Linked DNA regions of Homo sapiens: regions 2 and 3 are each linked to region 1. A link is a loop called in an ENCODE intact Hi-C map of the cell type or tissue named here. Cell type or tissue: OCI-LY7. All regions are shown on one strand. Region 1 has its middle 140 kb from the start of ERVE-5. Region 2 has its middle 86 kb from the start of LINC00906. Region 3 has its middle 100 kb from the start of ERVE-5.

Region 1 (2,500 bases):
GCCGGAAGGTGGCTGAGCATGATGGGCCAATCTTCATGAGATCACATAAGTGAGTCTCTGGCCAGGCCAGAGGGAAGTAACAGCCAAGAGCCCTGATGAATTAAAAAAATATATATATATATATATAAATATATAAATATAAATATATATAAATATAAATATATATATATATATATATATGAAGATTTGAATGGGGGCCCAAAGAGAAGGGGCCCTAACATGGGAGAGTGGAGGAACAGTGGGAGGGTTGAGGGGCCACCAAGCAGGAGCACTGGGGCTGCACAAAGACCTCTTCCAGCACTCCTCATGATGGGATCCCCCTGTCTCTCCAAAGCCCTCAGAGAAAGCGTATTTTGGGGTGAGCCACTGTCCATGGGAAGCAGGCGAAAGCCCACAGAGCACGTGTCTGAGCTGTGGCTGGAGTCAGAGGTGGGGCTGAGAGGATGCAGGGCAGGCACAGGAGGTGCTGGACAAGAATGTGTAAGTTATGAGTCAAAATGACTGGAACACTCTCCTGGCTCACTGCACCACCTCCTCCACTGCTCATGGGTTGAATGAGATGGGATCCCCCAGGAGAGGCCAGAGCCCCTGGGGCCCAGGTGCAGCTGAGGGGAAGGGGGCATCCAGCAGGCTTCCCTGACCAGCTGTCCATCTAGGCCCCTGGCCCTGCTGGCAGAGCTGGCTGCAGCCTGATGCCAGACTGGGTGAGGACATTATGCTAAGTGAGGTAAGTCAGGCACAGGAAATACTGCATGATCTCATTGAGATGTGGAGTCGACTGAGGTGTGGAGTCTGAAAAAGAAGAAGAAGAAGAGGAGGAGGAGGAAGAAGAGGAGGAAGAAAAAAAGAAGAGGAAGAAGTAGTAGAAGAAGAAGAACAAGAAGGAGAAGGAGAGAAGAAGGAAGAAGGAAGAAACAAGAATGAAGGAAGAAGGAAGAAACAGAATAGAAGAAAAGTGGCTCCCAGGGGTAGGGAAGGCAAGGAAATGGTGGGGAGATGTAGGTTAAAGAGTGCAAACTTGCAGTTATGTAGGATGAATAAGTCTGGGGATCTAATGTACAGCAAGAGGACTACACTTACTAATATTGTAGAGTATATTGAAAATTTACTGAAAGAGTTGATTTTAGGTGCTGTTAGTGTGTACACACTCAAGGAAACTATAGAAGGAGATGGATATGTTAAATTGGTCATCTGTAAATAATCACTTCACTATAAATATGTATATCAAAACATCTTGTTGTGCATCTTAAATTTACACAATTGAAAAAAAAAAAAGGCTGCCAGACCAAGACTCAGGGCCACTGCATTCCACCAGGGGGTGCTGTTTGACATCTGCCAACACCTTTCACAGCCTCCTCCGCCAAATATTTCAGAAACCAATTTCCAATAAAGCAAACACCCTACTCACCTGGCTGCAGAGTTGGAAAATATCTTGTTTCGTTGCAAATGAGTTTTACCATCTCCTCAGAGCTCTGAACTTAGCCATCATGCACAGTCTCTTAGTTGGGTCAGTGTCCCGGGATGGAATTTCCTGACCTTGTCACCGGTTCTTGGATCCACACCTTAGAGCAATTCATTACTGTTGGAACTGCCTGCATCTGGTTCTGGCCTCTCCTCTCAATTAAGGGAGAAACAAGACAGGAGGGAGGGCTGCAGGAAGCTGCTGTGCTGTGAGAAGCAGGTGCCCTTGGATGGCTTCTGCAAACTCCCCAGGTCCCAGTTTTCTCATTGGTGAAGAAACCAGAATGGGCAGACCAATAGCCTTACAGGCTTGCTCAGTGGCTATCCTGACAAAACAAAAGACCAAAACACAGGTTAGGAGGTGTTACCTAAAATGTACAGGAGGCCATTGATTTGGGCGGAGTTCCTGGCTGTGCATCTGGCCTGCGGTCACCCAGTACTCCGGGCTCTGACACACAGGCGGCAGCTCCTCCCTATGAAAGTGCCACCCAGGTTGGACATGTTTTTAAAAGCTGATCGTTAATGAGCTGGAAAGGAAAGGAATAGAAGCCATTATGATCACTCTAAGAAAGCATCTCTGATTCATGGATCATTTACTATTGATTATTGAAACCAATGCCATCGTGCACGCCCTGTGGCTGGTTTTAAAACCTCTATATCGTGGAGTTTGGGATTTATTTGGAAGCACTATAATAAGCAGCACATGACAATTACTTCCCTCAGTATTCCCTGTAATCAAGATAAATTATCCTGCTATTGATGTAAATGGGATATGAAAATCTATAGAGTCCTCCTGAGGAGAATAAACCCTACATTATGCTCACCTCATTTAACAGCAAAACCATTTTGGGGTCAATCAAAAATACATTCCCCCAAACTTTTATTGCCATCCATCCTTAGTCACCTCCAGAAACAATTAGCAAACAATACCAGTGAGGAAGCACTCAGCCTAGGGGCGCCTGTACTGCTGTTATTATATTCGCCTTATAGAGCCTCCATGTCCACAGACCTAGGGCATCCTTTGACACTCACAGGTGTC
Region 2 (2,500 bases), 410 kb after region 1:
GCAGCTGTCTGCTAACCATGCCCCATAGAGTGGAGCAGACACTTGTAAAAACGTCCCTCTGAAACTGGCTCTGTATGGCCCCAGCAGGAATTAATTTGCTATTGTAAATGAGATTAACCAGCCTGTCTTCCAAAACTCATTTGTCCATCAGATGGTGAGGTGACTGGTGGCCAACCTACTGGGGGATGTTTTGGAGAGGGGGGAGCTCTCCACAGAAAACGGCCTTCTCTGCCCTTAACTTCTTTTTGAATTAGGATTCCTCTTCCACACAGCAAATGTTGGCTCAAGCTTTTGGGCAGCTGCAGGACTGCAGTTAGTTAGGGGTAGGAGGCCCACCTGGGATGGGCTTCTGGCAGCTCTCTGAAGGGTGGAGAACATGACCTGGATGTTCCTGCCTGAGGAAGGAACCATGGCCACAGACTGGGCCCTTTTTCCTGCTGCTGGTCAGGGGACTTAGAAGCCCTCCCCGAGTCTCTGGAAATCTTGGATCTGAACTCCAGGCTCTGGGCTTCTAAGCCGTGCCTCCCGCTCCCCTGTCACCTGGTGAGGAATATGGGATGAGGGAGAAGACAGGGTGAGGCTGGCACAACGGGGAGAGGGTCGGAGGAAAGGATGCCAGTGATGTGCTTCAGACCTTTTCTAAAACCACAGGTTGAATTGTTGATTTCTGGTCAGGTGTGGTGGCTCAAGTCTATAATTCTAGCATTTTGATAGGCCAAGGAGGGAGGATCACTTGAAATCAAGAGTTTGAGACCAACCTAGGCAACATGGTGAGACCCAATCTCTATTTAACAATAAAAATAAAAATAAAAAACTAAAGTGTTAATTTCCAAAGCCATGTGTCTGTCTCCTTAGAAAACCTCTCAAACTCACTGGAGCAAACAGCACCTGTAGACTCAGCGCGGGAGCGCCTCTTCCCTCTACAGCTCCACAGACATCACTGCACTCCCAGCAGCACAGGCAGGAGCCTGCACCAGGAAAAGCTCAGGGATGTGCTGGCCCACTCCTCTCCTCTGACCCTTGAGGACCCAGGTCTAGGGGGGATTAAGAAATATGCCATAGGAAAAATAAATGCAAGAGCTGAATGGAACTAGAATCTCTGTCGCTGGACTCCTAGCTCAGTCCCTTTCAAGCTGTTATTTAGGATTATCATCGGACTGCCCTGGGCCTCCAATTTTCAGGAGTTTTTCACCCCACCCAGAGTTTTAAGGCACTCATTGTGAATTACACAAATCATGGATGTAGCCCTGCTAGCGCTAAGCAATAAGTTGTCCTGCATCGCCCCCTGGTGGGCTTTTGAGCTATAGTCATATTAAATATATTAAATTTCTAGGAAGGACTGAAGTGGCTGGACCCTACCTCTGTGATACCTTAATTCCTCCAAGACTGTAAGACGGTCGGCTCCATCCACGCACTCCCTCTCTCCCACCTGTGTGGAGCGCCCTTCTCTTTTCTCAAACTGGATTTGATTATTATCCCAATCCTAGTTGCCTTTCTCAGGCACTCAGTTCTCTTTCACTGAAGCTCTCAGCAGAGTGTGGATCTAGGTGCACTGTGCTTCTATTGGTTTCCACCTTAGCTGGGCTGCCTTCTGGAAACAAGAACTTGGCTGTTTTAAAAAAATACATATATATATATATATATATATATATATATATATATATACACACACACATACACACATATACATATACATACATACATATATATATACATATATATATACATATACATACATACACACACATATATACAAGCATGCGGTGTATAATAATCCCATCAGGGTAAGTGGGGTGTCCATCACCTCAAGCATTTACCTTTCATTGTGTTATAAGCAAAATACTCTTAGTTATTTTGAAATGTACAATAAATGATTGTTAACTGTAGTCACCCTGTTGTGCTATCAAATACTAGATTTTATTCCTTCTATGTTTTTATACCCATTAACCATGCACACTCTCCCCTCCCCCAACCCTTCCCAGCCCCTGTAACCATCCTTCTGCTCTCTATCTCTGTGAATTCAATTGTTTTACATTTTTAGCCCCAACAAATAAGTGAGAGCAGGCAAAGTTTATCTTTCTGTGCCTGGCTTATTTCACTCAACATAATGACCTCCAGTTCCATCCATGTGGTTGCAAATGACAGAATCTCATTCTTTTTAATGGCTGAGTAGTAAGCACTCCATTGTGTACATGGACCACATGTTTTTTATCCATTCATCTGTTGGTGGACAGGTTGTTTCCAAGTCTGGGCTATTGTGAACAGTGCTGCAATAAAAATAGGAGTGCAGAGATCTCATCAATAGCCTGATTTTCTTTCTTTGGGGTCTATGCCCAGCAGTGGGATTGCTGGATCACATGGTAGCTCTATTTTTAGCTTTTTGAGGAACCTCCAAACTGTTCTCCATACTGGTTGTAAGTTTGTTGTTTTAACCTTATCACTGGATACTTAGCACTGGGCACAGTGCTAGGGCGTAGATAAGACACTCAAATATTTCTTC
Region 3 (2,500 bases), 240 kb after region 1:
TAAAATTTTAAAATAAGTTTCTTAGCATTTCCAATATCCATGCAAGTTAGCTTATTTCTTCTCATTAGATTGATACTTTACAGTCTAGAACCAGTGAACCAACATCATCTTCAGACCCCTAAGTTCTGAAGTAGTGTGTTTTGAATTAGAAAGGAAAAATATTTGCCACATGGTGCAAAATCAAGACAGTGATTTGATCTTGCCTGCTGATAGCTCTACTCCTATCTTAGCCCAGGAACCTTTTTAGAGTCTGCATACATGTGATAACATTCCAGTTTCTCCATCAAGTGCCACAGTTTCTTCTCCGTAACTAAAGACAATTCCTCCCTTATGCTGTCCCATCTGCCAGTGATGTACAAGGCATGTATGGAGATCATTACTTGTCCACACATGCAAGGCTCTCAAATCAGAATACAATTTTTTTTGTCCACATACAGATCAAATTTGCCAGATATGCATTATATTTACCTACCATTACATTCTACTTCAATCAAAACCAATCACTGCTCTTTAAGAGCAAGTGTATCAAACCTAGAAAATATTCAAGCTTTTTGATGTTCTGGGATTGTACTGAACACACTATAGAAAAATAGGAAATGCACAATAGAAAAATTAGAAAGGTAGAAATCACAGTCAACTTATGAAAGCTGAAATCAGACATACATAATTGTAAACCAGGTAGAACCATTAACCAGATTTTCATTTTTTAAAAAATTTTGTTATTATTTACTATTTAAACCAAGAGAAACTTACTAAATCAAATCAAACTGCATGAAAATGTAAAGGCCTTGTCTTATATAATGTCAAATCATCTTTCACATAGGAAAAACAAATTACCTTCTACAATTCTTTTTAGTGTGAGTTCTAATTTTATTGCAGCATTGCCTGTTAATTTACTGCTCAGGAATACAGGAGAAAATTACTGGTCTTACAGCACCATCTAGTGGAAAGATAAGTGTCGCATGTAACAAGATCAGCATAGAACAACTACTTAATTTAGGTTGCATGATTAATTTTGGTATTTTTGAACGGAAAAGCTTTTCCTTGTCAAAATATGATAAATTAGAAGAATGCGTTTAGGTATTTTTGATTCATCTGTTAGTTTAACCTAGTATGTTTTACTATAGGAACTTAGAGTAAAGCCATATACTTTAAAAAAAAAGTATTATTTAAGTTTCAAGCAAAAAAGTCTCTATAATGCAAATAAGTTCTTTGTTTTTCAAACAATTGTCATTAAATAGATGTTCACAAACCTCCTGATTTTAGGCTTAGTTTATAAACAGTTAAAGCAGGTTTCTCTGCACTTGTTCGTTTCATTTAATAACTTGAAAAGGGGCTGCACTATTTGTATATTGGTCTATTTCTGTCTATAGGCCCTTGGAGTAAGAGTATGTGCGTGTGTATGTGTGTGTGTATGTGTGTGTGTGCGTGCATTGCGCATGTGTGTGTCTCACAAAGGTAAAATTAAGCCATGGTAACTATTTTTTCAATATGTACAAGGTCAGTAATAAACACAATCTCAATTGAGGTTTAACACGTCTGACAAAACAATCATATGCATCATCCTTTTCTTCATCCCAACTCTTCCAAATGTTCTGGTAGAAAAACCTGAAAAATAACTTAATATCATTCAAATTTAATCACTGGCTCCAAATGTTAGGATTCTGGAGGGATGAGAGCTAAAGAATAAATCAAAGCAATTCTCATATCTCAGAGAATGCTGCATATTTGCTATGGTTATCAGTTGAGTCACACAAGATAAAGACCTTCTTTGAATCAGCTAGAGGGGTTTTTCTATAACACTCATTTTTTTAAAACTTTCTTTTTATCAGAAGTAGTATTTATTGACCATCTCTAACTGGGCAGGTAGTAGTTCCATTTGTTGAGATAGAAAACACTGGGAGAGAAACAGGTTTGGGGTTCAAAATGAAGAGTTGTGTCTTTGCCATGTTCAGGCTGAGATGCCTATCTGACCTCCCAGTAATGACGTCAAATGTACAGAGAAATATACAAGCCCAGAGATCCAGGGAAAGGTCAGGGCTAGAGACATAAATCTGGGAGGTGTCAGCATATTAATAGTTTTAAAGCAGTAAATGAGATCATCTAGGGACATAATATAAAGCAGCAGTTCTCAACCCTGGTTGCACATTAGGGTCCCCCGGGATACTTTAAAAAATTGATTCCCTATCCCAGACCAATAAATCAGATATCTGCGGAGGGAAGGGGGTTAGCATTCACATGTTTTTTAAAGCTCTCTAAGCACTTTAACAAATTTTTATTACAAAAAATTCTAAACATACAACAGATAAAATAGTATCATGAATATCATGTATCCATCAGCCAACTTCAAGAATTACCCACTTGGGAGAAATCTTATTTCATCTCTACCTCACCAACCTACCCTCTGCTCCTCTCCTCTCATCATCCTGACCCTGGCTTATTTTGAAGCAAATCTCAGATGTATCAAATCATTCACAAATTTTTAGTATGTAGCTCTAAA

Evidence for each region. A loop is a pair of places that touch in the nucleus more often than their neighbours do. Peaks named below come from ENCODE experiments on the same cell type or tissue, not always from the same donor. Only the 100,000 strongest peaks of a DNase experiment are listed, where the experiment ranks them.
Region 2: it touches region 1 in a loop (7-fold over the local background); 61 of 110 quality-filtered maps call a loop at or near these places.
Region 3: it touches region 1 in a loop (10-fold over the local background); 72 of 110 quality-filtered maps call a loop at or near these places.

Annotation. Positions count from the first base shown.
Region 1 is chr19:28,464,994-28,467,493 of GRCh38, forward strand. It overlaps the pseudogene LOC100420587. Among named protein-coding and RNA genes, the nearest start is that of ERVE-5, 140 kb to the right of the region's middle. In OCI-LY7, CTCF peaks have their summits at 1,309 (motif pointing right) and 1,518; a DNase peak (open chromatin) is centred at 1,328; H3K27ac peaks cover 441 bases.
Region 2 is chr19:28,878,081-28,880,580 of GRCh38, forward strand. No RefSeq gene overlaps it. Among named protein-coding and RNA genes, the nearest start is that of LINC00906, 86 kb to the right of the region's middle. In OCI-LY7, CTCF peaks have their summits at 1,279 (motif pointing left) and 1,480; a DNase peak (open chromatin) is centred at 1,271.
Region 3 is chr19:28,709,562-28,712,061 of GRCh38, forward strand. It overlaps the pseudogene LOC100420587. Among named protein-coding and RNA genes, the nearest start is that of ERVE-5, 100 kb to the left of the region's middle. In OCI-LY7, CTCF peaks have their summits at 947 (motif pointing left) and 1,157; a DNase peak (open chromatin) is centred at 940.